Regions from separate parts of the Homo sapiens genome. Here region 1 is linked to region 2. The links are chromatin contacts, found by Hi-C or POLR2A ChIA-PET in ENCODE. All regions are on one chromosome and are shown on one strand. The core of a region is the stretch at or near the end of the contact, and the rest is flanking DNA. Distances in the headings are between cores, read along the strand shown. Region 1 holds the start of SRSF8 (serine and arginine rich splicing factor 8). Region 2 overlaps ENDOD1 (endonuclease domain containing 1).

Region 1 (6,517 bases), core at 4,018-6,517, 41 kb before region 2:
TGATGAAGTCGGATTGTGGACATAAAAGTGCAGGAAAGAAAGGGATTCTGACAATTTCTGGAGATGGTAGCTTGGCTCACGTTCCAACTTGGAATGTGAGAACTGAATTTCTGCTTGTTATCTTCAGCAGCATCACAATCTTATCCTAGCCAGATAGATGCCCTGGAATGGCTATCATTAAAAAAAATCTTGGATAGTAAAAGAAAAGAAACATAAACACACAAATAATTTGTAGAAAATATTACTCCTATTGTCCTCCTGTTTCTATTCAGCTACTTTCATAAATATTTTACATTCTCTTGCCAAATAAGAGCAAGCAATAGTACAGCTAAACTTGTTTCTAAATTAGTCTTCTGGAAAGTTCAGGGAGTTAGGGGTGGCTGTGGAGGGCTTCTTCAAGCAATTGTAATTAGAATTCTATGTTACTTCATCTGACAATCTCAATTTGGGTCACTCTTCTTTGTAAAATTTGCCCATATCTAGCTGTTTGCCCATGTCCAATCATAAGCTTTTGCTATTCTGTACTGTTTTGTTTTGGAAAATCAAGGAACATTGATAATGAAAATTATCTAAGAGCAAGTGTAGAGCCATCTTTGTCCTCTCCCATGACCTCTGTTCCTTCATTTCTGAAGGCTTCTCTTCATTTCTGAGAAATAACAATTATGAGTTTGATGCATATTCTTCCTGTTTATAGTCGGAAGTCTACAGAGCCAAGATGATATGTCAGGTTTGGTTTTAACAACTTCTCTTCCTCCTGCTACCTATTTAAAAACTCAATATTACAAGGCCTGAACAGATTGCTACGTATATAGATCCTAGTGACTCCAACAGAGTCAATAGACCTGTGTAATTTTTTATTTTATTCATTCCCCTGCTGATGGACATGTAGATTATTTCCACATCTTTGTTATGTCAAACAACACTTTCTTGAACAGCTGTGTGCATAGAACTGGAGTTCCTTGGTTATACTGATATTTGTTTTCAATTATTCTAAGAATAGCTAGGTCAGTCTACAATTTCTATCTCCATTAGCAGTGGGACAGTTCTGGTTTCCCCATATCTTGGCCCATTTTTACACTGTCAGATCGTTTCACTTTTTCTAATTTAAATTGAGAAAAAGTGTCTCAATGCATTTTCTCAATTACTAGTGATCTTATACATCTCCTCATATTTATTGGCCATTTGGATTTCCTTTTTTTTTGAGTTGCCTTTTCTAAGGCTTCGATCCCTTCTTTTGGGTTGACTCATTGTTTTTATTGATCTGTGGAAGTTTTCAGGATACTTATTCATTGTCTATTTTACATATGACAAAACTGTTCTTCCAGCCTGTATCTTGTCTCAATTTTTTATGTCATCATATACTGGAATGAGTTAAATATGTCAGAAATTTTCATTGTGGTTTGTGCTTTTGGCTCTTCTTTAAGATAATTTTCCCACCTTGAATTCATAAACACATTTTTCAGTATATTCTCAAATAGCCCTAAAGTTCTCTTTTATACAGTCTTTAATCCATCACTAATTTACTCTTCTAAGTAGTGCACGGTAGAGCTCTATTTTATTTTTCCCCCCAAGATCAATATCTCTTATTGAATTGTTGATTGCTTTTCATGGGATTGGTAAGCCACCTTTATTATATACAGACTCCCACATATACAGTTGAGCCTTGAACAAATGAAGTGCATGGGTCCACTTATACAGGGATTTTTTTTTTCCACAACCGTATTGGTAAATTTTTTGGAGATTTAGAACAATTTGAAAAAACTCCCAGATGTATCTTGTACTCTAGAAATATTGAAAAATATAAGAAAAAATTAGGTGTGTCATGAATGCATAAAATATGTATAGATATTAGTGTATTTTAACATTTGCTACCATAAAATATGTACAATCCTGTTACAAAAAGTTAAAATTTATCAGAATTTACACACACACACAGACCATACATAATGCCATTTGAAGTTGAGATAAATGTAAACAAATGTAAAGATATAGTATTAAATCATAACTGCATAAAATTAACTATAGTAATACTGTATTATTATAAGAATTTTGTAGCCTCTTCCTTTTGCCATTGCAGTGAGCTCGTGTGGTGAGTATCCTCTTAAAATGCTGCAGGATGCTAATCATCTCTGCCTGAGCAATTTTTTTCTCTCTGGTAAATTGTCTATCACAGTAAAAAGTGATCTCTTGAGTATCATGTTTAGGGCAATATCCTAAAGCTTGAATAATACTATGGGGCCCAGACGAAGTGCCACTAGTGATGCTGGAAATGTTCCCAAGAAGCAGAGAAAAGTCACGACAGTATAAGAAAATGTTGAATTGCTTGATGTGTAGGGTACATTGAGGTCTGCAGTGAGGTTGCCAGCCATTTCAGACAGGCTATTCATCTTGTAAATGGTTAAGGTATCCATAAATATAGTACAGTATAGTAAATACATTTTCTCCTCCTTATGATTTTCTTAAAAACATTTTCTTTTCTCTAGTTTTCTTTACTGTAAGAATCCAGTATTTAGTACATGTCACATACAAAATCTGTGTTAATCAACCGTTGATATCTGTAAGACTTCCAGTCAACAGCAGGCTCTTAGTAGTTCAGTTTTGGGAGGAGTCAAAAGTATTTGAGGAGTTTCAACTGCACAGGGATTCAGCACCCTGAATCCCCTCATTGTTCCAGGGTCAACTGTACATGTATCTGTGTCTGGTCTCAGTATCTGTGCTTAGAGGTACTGTTGATATCAGCTCAAATATTACAGTTTGATAAGGGAGAAGTCTTTTTTTTGTTTTAAGGCATCATTTTGGGGGTTGTCATTTAAATATTTGACTCTAACAGTGCTAGCTCTACCGCCTTGAACAAGTGACTTAATGTCTCAATGACTCAGTTCTGTCATCTGAAAATTAGAGGTATGAATCTTCTTATAGGTCATAAGAATTAAATGATTTATTGTACCAAGAGTAAACCGAACAGTGTTTGCCATGTTATAGTCACCAGGTATGTTAGCTATTTTAAATAATATTTTACTATTAGAAATAAAGAGGGACTTCTGTTCATCAAAAGATATGAAAAAAAGAGAGAAATGACAAACCAAGGAGTGTGAACTGATATTGTATTACTCATATCCAGCAAAGAGCTGATATCCATTATATATAAAGAGCTAGTGCAGAGAACGCCAACCCAATAGAAAAATGGACAAAATACATAATAGGCAGCTTATGAGTAAGAATACCCAAATGGCCAATGAACGTGAAAAAATTACTCACTCTCATTTGCAGTTAGGGAAATGAATTTTTTTTTTTTAAGTTTTAAGTGACAAAATCTCACTGTGTCACCCCAGGCTGTTGTGTGGGGACGAAATCACAGGTAAAACAAATCTTAATGCCCTCACCTAACTGGCTAAAACTAAAAAGTCTGATATTCACCAAAGGTTTGCAAAAGTGAAGAGCACTGAGCACCCTCATACACAGCTATCCTGTGTGTAAATTGATAAAAACTGTTGAAAAACAATCAGGCATGGTAAAGTTTGAATTCACATACAGTTGTCCCTTGATATTCTGCAGGTGGATGGGGTTTGGTCCTTAGTAACCCCTGAGGATTCTGAGGATTTTCAAGTCCATATATAAAATGGCTTGGTATGAGCATGTAACCTATACGTATTTTCCAACATACTTTAAGTCATCTCTAGATTACTTACATTATGATGAAAATGCTATGTAAATAATTGTTTACTGTATTATGTTCTATTTATTTTTATTGTTTTTTTTTTCTGAATAATTTCTACCCACAGTTGGCTGAATTCACTGATGCTGAAGCCAGAGGTTACAGTGGGCTGCCTGTATTCTGTGACAAGGGATCCATTCATACCTAAGAGGACACATGAGCTCCAGTATACATGTCCAAGCATGTTCTGAGCAACACTGTAAGAGGCCAAAAGTGGAAACAACCCAAGTGCCCATCAACAGCACAAACATTTATACCATTGAATGCCTTACGGCAAGGTAACAGGATCAAGTACAGCTACATGGAACACATAGATGAGGGAAATAAAACACAAAATACATTAAAATATAAAAAGCACAATTCTATGTATATAAGGTTACATAACATTTTCAAAATCAGCAACGTTTTAATTAATTTAATTAATTTAGAATTCTCCTGCAGAGGAGTTTTCTCTCTTTTCTCCAATGTGTTAATTTATTTAATCATTTATTTACAACAGCACAGATTAATATTTATTTTATATTTTGGAATATGATATAGTAGTATTTTAGTTTGTTCCTTAAATTGTTCAAGATTTGGCCATTGGGAGCTGTTTTATTGGTTTTTGTACCCCTCTAAAATTACCCCATCAATGCTTTTGTTTGTTTTCTATTTATCACATCCTTATTTTCCAGCACTCCAAGATGCTCTAGGCCCTTTCTGTATATTTCCTTTCCAGATTTAGAAACTGTATTTCTTCATCAGTATTGCTAGATTGTTTTTTTCTTTAAAAGTGTTAGATTTCAGTTTTATTAATCATCTTTTTAAAAAAACATATTGTCCCTTTTATTTGTAATTCTATTTTTATTTTAATGTTTTATTTTTTGTTTTGGTTTTGTTTTACTAATTGCTTGACTTCAACATAAAAAAAGTTTTAGAAATGTGGTTATTAATTTTCAAGTAAATATGATTGGATTCAGGTTTTTTATTTTTAACCTTCAATATTATTTCACTGAGGTCCAGATGTGCTGAATTTATTGACCTATTAAATTTTAATTGACATTTATTTTGTAGTCTTGTATTGGGAAATTCTTCTGTTTTCTATATATTTTTGGTTGTTGCAGGTTATATGATCAAAATTGTTGTTTGTTGTGCAAATTATTATAGCATTACTAGTTTTGTTCTCTGCACTATTGATTTCTGAGAAAACGGTGTTACGGGGAAAAAACAAACTTCCATCATGAGTGCAGATTTTTCAGTTTTACCTTATAACTCTCAGTCTTGGCTATGTGTCACTGTTATGTGTTTAGGTGCGTTAAGTTCATCACTGTAATGTTTTCCTAGTGAATTTTCTTTTCAATAACTATGAAATGTGCTCCTTTGATCCTATCAATACACTGGATATTAATATTGTTGCCCTAGGTTTCTTTTGTTTAATATTTGTCTGGATTGCCTGTTCCCATAAATTGACCTTTAATCAGTTAGCTTTGTTCTTAAGATTGGTTTAAAACGTAGAATAATAGGGAGGAGCATGGGAGGGTGGGACGTCTAATGTAAATCCAGCCCAGTGATTACATTAGCTGGGCGCTGATTAGGTTAGGATGTTGCCCAGGTACAAGGCCAGGATCTTCGGGGCCTGGCTTCATTTGGAGTTCAGCTACCAAAAGGAAACCTTCCTCTGGGTCCTGGAGTATTTGGCCTGAAATTGGGAACTCGGAAGTTGCTGCTCCAGGGCGCTCCCTGCGGAGCTCCGCCGCCCGCCTCTCCGCCCGGCCTTTCCCGGCGTCCCCACGCGGGGCGCAACCGCGAGAAAGAAACGCAGGTCGCACCGTCAGCGCCCAGAGCAGCGCCAGTTTCCGGGCCCGGGCTGCTCTCGGAGCCATGAGCTGCGGCCGCCCCCCTCCCGACGTGGACGGCATGATCACCCTCAAGGTGGACAACCTGACCTACCGCACCTCTCCCGACAGCTTGAGGCGCGTGTTCGAGAAGTACGGGCGCGTGGGCGACGTGTACATCCCGCGGGAGCCCCACACCAAGGCGCCCCGGGGCTTCGCTTTCGTCCGCTTTCACGACCGGCGCGACGCCCAAGACGCCGAGGCCGCCATGGACGGGGCGGAGCTGGACGGACGCGAGCTGCGGGTGCAGGTGGCGCGCTATGGCCGCCGGGACCTGCCCCGCAGCCGCCAGGGAGAGCCACGCGGCAGGTCCAGAGGCGGCGGCTACGGACGGCGGAGCCGCAGCTACGGGCGGCGGAGCCGCAGCCCCAGGCGGCGACACCGCAGCCGATCCCGGGGTCCCAGCTGCTCCAGGTCCCGCAGCCGATCTCGCTATAGGGGTTCTCGCTATAGCCGGTCTCCCTACAGCCGATCTCCTTACAGCCGGTCGCGCTACAGCCGCTCTCCCTACAGCAGATCTCGCTACAGGGAATCTCGCTACGGCGGATCTCACTACAGCTCATCTGGTTACAGTAACTCTCGCTACAGCCGATATCACAGCAGCCGGTCTCACTCGAAGTCTGGGTCCTCCACTAGCTCTCGCTCTGCATCAACCTCCAAATCGAGCTCTGCGCGACGATCCAAGTCCTCCTCGGTCTCCAGGTCTCGCTCGCGGTCCAGGTCTTCATCTATGACCAGGAGTCCTCCCCGGGTATCCAAGAGGAAATCCAAGTCAAGGTCGCGATCCAAGAGGCCCCCCAAGTCTCCTGAAGAGGAAGGACAGATGTCCTCTTAAGAAAATGATGCATCAGGAAGCAACGTGATGGAGGACTTGGGGGAAAAGGATCACATACTCAGTCTATGGAAGCAACGTCCCTGGAAGAAGAGG
Region 2 (7,500 bases), core at 680-3,179:
AAGTGGGGCGCATTTACATTACAGCCATGTAACTGACATGGATGAGTGGGGGGATTGACCTATTCTGGTTGAATATAAAGGAAGGTTTGAGAGAAGAAGTTGGAGAAATTTGGCGGGGAGGCCTATGAATATGCCAGTTTGTCATTTAATCAGGAAGTAATAGGATGTTATTGAAGGTGTTAGAGTAGTGAAATGTTCAAAGGAATATGCATAGCAAAAGTAGACTTCTCACTCCACCTAGGACTGAGGAAGGAAGTCCTTGCTTACACATGTTACATGATCAGAATATTAGCTGATCTAATAGGTGGAGGATCCAAAGGACCCACAGTATTTTGTTCTCTACCTTGGCATTATGACAGCTCTTGCGATTTGTGGATAATTCCTCTCTCAATATCACGGGAATAAATTAAGCTTAGCCAGGGCACTCCCCAAAATGATTTAAACATTTGTTTTTCAGCGTGAGGTTCATAGACACCCCCCCCTTTCCCCCGTCAGCATCACCTGGGATGGTGGTGAAAATGCATATGGAGGTCCCACCCCAGACATACTGAATAGAATGTATCTCTGTGGTGAAGAACAGGAGTCTGCATTTTTGACAGCCACTGCAGGAAATTAGTGATGTCTCCTTAATTCAGTTGAATTTGAGAACTATTGATTTAAGGAGACATCACTAATTTCCTGCAGTGGCTGTCAAGGTAGGGGCTTAATTCCTTCAGAGAGTGATCAATGAGAACCTGATGGAGATCTAGCCCCATGGTTCCTATTACAATCGTATTAGAATCACCTGGGGAAATTTAAAAACACCCTGATGCTGGGGTTGGGTGGAGGGGAACTTTTTTTTTACTGGTTTAAGAAGTCTGGGTTGTAGTCCCAGCTACTCGGGAGGCTGAGGCAGGAGAATGGCGTGAACCTAGGAGGCGGAGCTTGCAGTGAGCAGAGATCGGGACACTACCCTCCAGCCTGGGCGAGAGAGCGAGACTCAGTCTCAAAAAGAAAAAAAAAAAAAAAGGTCTGGGTGAGGCCTGAGGATATTTTTAAAGCTCCCAGGTGATTCTGATGTGCAGCCAGGCCTAAGAACCTTTGATCTTGTCTGAACTCAGAAGGTGGAAAAAATTAGAAATGGAGCCTTCTCAATGTAAGGGACTCCTCTGAATTCTGTACCACACAGTCAATGCTAAGAATAATTGCTCTGGAAAGGATAGCAGAGTGGAAAACAGGCTTCTGTGAGTAACGTGGAAGGAAACCAAAGAAGACCAGGGCTGATGTAACCTGAGAAGGTACTGCAGTCTGGAAAGGTCTTAAAGGAGTCCGCACACTTTTTTTTGTTTGTTTGAGACGGAGTCTTGCTCTGTCACCCAGGCTGGAGTGCAGTGGCGCGATCTCGGCTCACTGCAACTTCTGCCTCCCGGGTTCAAGCGATTCTCCTGCCTCAGCCACCCGAGTAGCTGGGATTACAGGCGCGCGCCACTCCGCCCGGCTAATTTTTTTGTATTTTTCATAGAGACGGGGTTTAGTAGAGACCGTGTTAGCCAGGATGATCTCGATCTCCTGACCTCGTGATCCGCCCGCCTTGGCTTCACAAAGTTCTGGGATTACAGGCGTGAGCCACCGCGCCCGGCCGGAGTCCGCACATTTTCTTAGGCTCCCTGGAGGAGCTTGAAACTCCTCGCTGTGTGTGATGAGCAGCCAGAGGTGTCCCCGGGAGAGTCTGTTTGCCCCCAGGCCACCCATTGGCCTTCACACAGGGCTTTCTTGCCTGCATTTATTGCCAGTTTGGAGTTGGTGAATTTAAAGAATTCCTCCTTTTATTTTTATTTTTTCAACTAATCAAGAAAAAGGGAAGTCTGAAATGCAAGTAGAACACCCACCCTTTCGAACGTTTTATCTTCCGTTCCACCGTCTTCTGACTCGGGAGAGAGCTCTTTAGCCATTTGTCTTTGTTTTCCCACAGTTTGCCAACACCTACGGGTGTGCACAGCACAGGCCAGAGCTGGAAATGCGTCCTTCTTCCCACAGCCAGGAAGGTGTGTGAGTGGTGCTGGGAGCCCAGAGGAAGGGTGATTCACTGGAGGAAGGCGGAGAGGACAAGGACATGCTCTGCTAAAAGGCCTTTCAGGAAATGAAAAGCTCTGCATTTCTCTTTTCTAAACACACACACACACACACACACACACACACACAGACACCCAAAAAAAGAAAAAAGAAAAATGAGCATTCCCCTAATTCTTCTAAAGCGGTTTCTATTCCCAAGAGGATAAAGAGTATTTTAGATGCCAAGCACGGAAGATTTTTTTTTCCTGAAATGGGTGGGTTGGCACTTTCTTTCCTGAGAGCTGAAAAGGCCTCATGCTTTATTCCTCCTCAAATGTCCTTAATCTGCTGTGGCCCCACCATCCTCCCCCTCCATTGTTGAAAGGCAGCAGCTCCTTCCCTCGCTGGGTATTTCCCATGGTAAGTAGGTTCTCCTAGGACTCACCCGAGCCTCAGATTGAGTTCATCCTACTGTGTGTGACTGTGCAGAGGACCTTTAGGCCCCTGTAGGCAGCTCTGATAAGATTATCTGATGTTCTCATTATCAGCTGCACCCACGATCTTTTCTAAGGAGGGGCTCTTTGACCCACCTGATGATGGCAGCAGGGGTGTTGGCATTCCTTTTACATCCCAGTGTGTGTGGGTGTGTGCCTATATTGTAGTTCACACAGCAGAAATAAAATGGGAACACCCACTGTTCAGCTCATTCTATTATTTTAACTCTTGTTGAAAAATAAAACAAACCCCTAAGGAAATAGCGTCTTTGTCCCCACGGAGTTGGATAGCTCCCTAGGTCATCTCCTGACCACAGGATCTTGTCGGAATCATCCCCTACATGTGCTTATCTAGCCTCAGCTTAAAATTCTCCAGGGGAAGGAAACTCCACCCTCCATGAGTCAGAGTCATTGAGAGTTTAATAACCACTTTGATGGTCTGTTGTCAGGACCACCTTTTCCTTGCAGCAGATCAAGGAGCAGAATTAGAGGAGAGCCAGTTCTCTCTGGAGACTCATCTGCAAATTGGAGGAAATCTTATGTGCATCAGAAGATTGTTGTGGAGCTCAAATGAGATCATTCTTTCAACAAATGCCAGTCACTCCCTGGTGTGCAGGACCATCATGCTAGGTCTGGGAACACAGAGATAATTGGGCACTGGCCCTGGCCCTTCAATTCAGTGGTTCAGACTGATGGATAAACATACCGTCTCAGTGCAGTGGCAGACTCCTCTGCTTTGTCTTTGGAGGTCAGCCTGCCAAACTCGGCTGCCCACTTGTGTCCCACACTCTGAGGCGCTGTCTCCACTCACACCAGTTGCCCATCAGCAGCAGGGCCACACCTGGCCTGCTACCTGCTGCCATGCTGCTCCTTCGAGAATCCACCCTTCTCCTCCCCATCACCACTGAGCCTGTCTTGCTCTTTACCTGCACCTGCACTGCTCAGTCTCTTCACATCAGCGGTGCCATTAGCACCTGCAACCTTGGGCCCATGCCCACCTGGATTTGGAGGTCAGGTACTTCAATCTGTTTGCAGGGACAAGGCTGCCAGGGTTCATATCCACCACACCTAGGCCAGTTCTTTTTCTGTTCTTGTCTCTGGACTGCAGATCATTGCTGGGGGTGTAAGTACAAAAACTCAAACCTTGGCCTCAGCAGAGCTGCCCTGCCCCACTTGTCCTGGCTGACATCCATGGGGCCTTTCTTTTCAGTGGTCTTTTTCCCTCTTCTGTAAATTCCCTGGCATGGTGGCCTTCGGAGGCTAAAGACATTCCGAATTTTCCCTATGCTCTTGGCCCCTGGCCACCATGGCAGAGAAGCAGATCACCACTTCCCTGAGTAATTGCCAACACCAGCCCTCATCTGCCCTCCTTTCATCCTCCCCTGCATTCTCAGAAGAGGTTCTCAGAAGACGCTGACTCTTCTCCATGGGATCCCAATATCATCCCCTTGCTCTGCCCATCTTCTTCTTCCATTGATCCCATCATGGTCACCAGTGTACTGATTAGCAGATACCTACCAAGAACCTACCATATACAGAGTCTCTATTATGACTTAGGCAGACAAGGAGTACAAGAGATGATCCCAACTTTTGAGGAGCCTACAGTCTGTAAAAAATACCAGAGGCAAATGCACAGGATCCCCCTCCCTGGTACACTGGGTTCCCTTCTCTCTGACAACTCTTTTTTGCTGACTTTCAAGTCCGTGTATGTATGTGTGTGTGTGTGTGTGTGTGTGTGTGCTTTTTAAAGCCAATGACCAACATTAGTAACACATTACAAGCCTCTCTCCCCTTTTCCATTCTTCCCAGTCAGTCATTCTAGCCCTCTGCAGAGACTCCTTATCCTCCTGTACATTCTAAGACATTCTGTCACTTCCTTTCTGCTCTCAGGGCTACTCTCACTCCATTGTCCCATGGTGTAGTCCCCTGACTGGTCTCAGCTGGGACACCTGATCTCTTTCTTAGTCTTCTGGCCCTGTGGGATCCTCTGTCACATCAAAACACTTGCACAAGGTTGATGCTGGGAAGGGAGTTAAAGGAACTCCCTTGTCCCTGTCATGTCTCTGAGCTATTTCAGAGAAACGGCTTGTGAAGATGACATGATTCTAGCTCTAGAGAAGTTGAGAAAAGAGTGCTTGGGCCAAAGAAGGACAGAAAAGGAGTGGAGGAGGCCAGCGAGCAGTGTTGGTACTGGCAGGCTCCAAATCTTCATGCTTATGTCCCTGAAGGCCACTTCCCACAAACAGCTCCTCCTCCCTCCTCAGTGACAAACTCCCTATGGCAAATCTGCACTGGTGACTCTGGCCCCTGACATTTGCATAGATTTTGCAGCCCAGAAGTCCTCAGGGATGGGAGTCCGTTCAGTGCCTTCCTGCTCCTCCAACCCATTGCCTTCTGAGCATTCCCCTTGGGATGCTCTAGAGTAGAAGTCCCCAACCTTTTAGGCACCAGGGACAGGTTTCATGGAAGAGAATTTTTCCATGGACCGGGGAGCAGGGGGATGGTTTCGGGATGATTCAAGAGCATTACTTTTATTGTGCACTTGATTTCTATCATTGTTACTTTGTAATCTATAATGAAATAATTATACAACTCACCATAATGTAGAATCAGTGGAATCTCTGAGCTTGTTTTCCTGCAACTAGATGGTCCCATCTGGGGGTGATGGGAGACAGTGACAGATCATCAGGCATTAGATTCTCATAACGAGCACACAACCTAGATCCCTCACATGTGCAGTTCACAATAAGGTTTGCACTCCTATGAGAATCTAATGCCACAGCTGATCTCATAGGAGGCAGAGCTTAGACGGTGATGCAAGTGTTAGGGAATGGCTGTAAATATAGATGAAACTTCGCTTGCTCACCCACTGTTCACCTCCTGCTGTGTGGACCAGTACTGGTCCATGGCCCTGGGGTTGGAGACCCCTGCTTTAGAGCTTCAGGTAACCTGCCCTAAGATGCTATGTCATGCAGAGACTCAAGTAGCCCCAGCCTCCCAGTGTTCCCTTTACCTTGCATGGAAGACGATGTTTGTTTATCCTTGTAACCTGCTTATCTCTCAAGGCCGAGGTCCTCTTTCTCTCCTGCCTCTACCTAAAGACTTCTTAAACAAGAGGCCTCTTGCTGCAGTCTCCTGTTGCTCATACCCAGTCACTTCCACCAGCTGTCTTCTTTCCTGAGCCCTCTGTCGCTACTGGTCTCTAATCACCAAAGGCCTAGGCCTTAACTTCATCTTTCTCTTTCCTCTCTGCAGCAGGTGGCACACACTGTTGATCATCCCCTAGCCAAAGCTTTCTCCTCCCTTGACTTTTGGCATGACCCTAGACAACTGATTCTCCTTATAGCACCATTTTTGTCTCTCATTTGTTCCTTTATCCTCCTGTTCTCTCACAGTGTCTGCTCTGTGGCTGTCAGCATTCCCCTCCTCATTCAGATACTTGGGATGCTACTGGCATGTACTTAGGAGCTTTGAAATCAGAGAAGCTGGGCTTAAGCCCTGGTTCTTCCACATGCTTGTTTGATGACTTTGTACCTGCCATTCATCTGAGTTTCAGTTTTCCCATGTCTGACATGGAGATGATAATGATACCTATCTTGTAGGGTTATGTGAAGGGTAAATGGGATGCAACAATGTTTTTGAAATTTTCGTCTGATCCCCTGCTGCCCTTTCCAAGTAACCTGTCACTTTTCCTTACCTAGTGTCCTATTTTCACAGGCTGCCTGTTTCTGCCTTAAAGCCTTTGTGTAGAAATCTTGCTAAAGCTTTACTGACCTATCTGTTTCACCAAATCTGTCAACATCTTGCATATCCTTCAAGTTCCACTTCAGGATTGTTTCCTCCAGTGTCTTCCCTGACTGCACTCATTGTGCCCTTCCTTCCTCTGAAATTCCGTTGCTTTTCTTTCTAACATTTATTTAGCAGTTGATATAAACTGGATTATGCTGTTGCTTTTCTTTTGATTTTCTGTTTAAGTTTGTATGTATCTGCCTTGTTTCCGTAAATAGATGGTGACTTTATTGATGCGAAGGCCCATTTTGAGGCATATGAAACAGTGATTAGGAACATTAGCTATGGGGCTGGACTTCCTAAGTTGGCACGTGGTCCCGTCACATACTAACCATGTGACCCTGGGCAAATTACTGAAGCTTTTTTTTTTTTAATTTAAATTTTTTTGTGGGTACATAGTAGGTGTATATATTTATTGGGTATATAAGATATTTTGATACAGGCATGGAATGGTACATAGTAGGTATATATATTTATGGGTAACATGAGATATTTTGATACAGGCATGCAATGTCTAATAATCACATCATGGAAAATGGGGTATCCTTACTCTAAAGCATTTATTCTTTATGTTACCAACAATCCAATTATATTATTATAGTTATTTTAAATTATACAGTTAAAGCGTTATTGACTATATTCACCCTATTGTGCTATCAAATACTGGGTCTTATTTATTATTCTTTCTTTCTATTTTTTTGTACCCATTAACCGTCTCCACCTCCCCAACACTCCCCACTATCTTTCCCAGTCTCTGGTAATCATTCTTCTGCTCTCTAACTCCATGAGTTCAATTATTTTGATTTTTAGATCCCACAAATAAGTGAGAAAATGCAATGTTTGTATTTCTGTGGCTGGCTTATTTCACTTAATGTAATGACCACCAGTTCCATCTATGTTGTTGCAAATGACAGGAATTCATTCTTTTTTATGGCTGAATAGTACTTCATTGTGCATATGTATGTACCACATTTTCTTTATTCATCTGTTGAAGGACACTTAGGTTGTTTCAAAATCTTAGCTATTGTGAACAGTGCTGCAACAAACACGGAAGTGCAGGTATCTCTTCGATATACTGATTTTCTTTCTTTGGGGTATATACTCAGAAGTGGAATTGCTGCGTCATATTGTCACTCTATTTTTAGTTTTTTTGTTCTATTTTAGTTTTTAGTTATGGAGAACCAAA

Evidence for each region. Hi-C counts contacts between places; a loop is a spot of excess contacts on that map. ChIA-PET counts read pairs that join two places held with the same protein, here RNA polymerase II (POLR2A). Pooled maps may share reads with other maps.
Region 1: a map of mammary epithelial cell shows a loop between it and region 2 (8-fold over the local background). The contact joins the promoter of SRSF8 here to the enhancer-like site in region 2. A Hi-C loop is called at or near these places in 20 of 168 maps with a recorded cell type or tissue (B cell, CD4-positive, alpha-beta T cell, Caco-2 and 17 more), 14 of 37 single-sample maps with no recorded cell type and 18 of 50 pooled maps. POLR2A ChIA-PET finds 5 or more read pairs at or near these places in 38 of 52 experiments (A549, A673, AG04449 and 30 more).

What each region holds. Positions count from the first base shown.
Region 1 is chr11:95,061,652-95,068,168 of GRCh38, forward strand. It overlaps SRSF8 (serine and arginine rich splicing factor 8), which reads left to right and starts at 5,268. Exons shown (of 1, transcript NM_032102.4): 1 at 5,268-6,517. The coding sequence starts at 5,576. The coding sequence ends at 6,424. RefSeq lists enhancers at 5,092-5,849, 5,574-5,763, 6,344-6,453 and a silencer at 5,244-5,323.
Region 2 is chr11:95,106,347-95,113,846 of GRCh38, forward strand. All of the region lies in intron 1 of ENDOD1 (endonuclease domain containing 1), which reads left to right. Among named protein-coding and RNA genes, the nearest start is that of ENDOD1, 20 kb to the left of the region's middle. RefSeq lists an enhancer at 1,770-2,969. Within about 2 kb of position 1,930, at least 20 of the 41 ENCODE cell types and tissues checked have a DNase peak (open chromatin) inside an H3K27ac peak, as active enhancers do; they include A673, B cell, HCT116 and 9 more, where a contact is called at or near this core.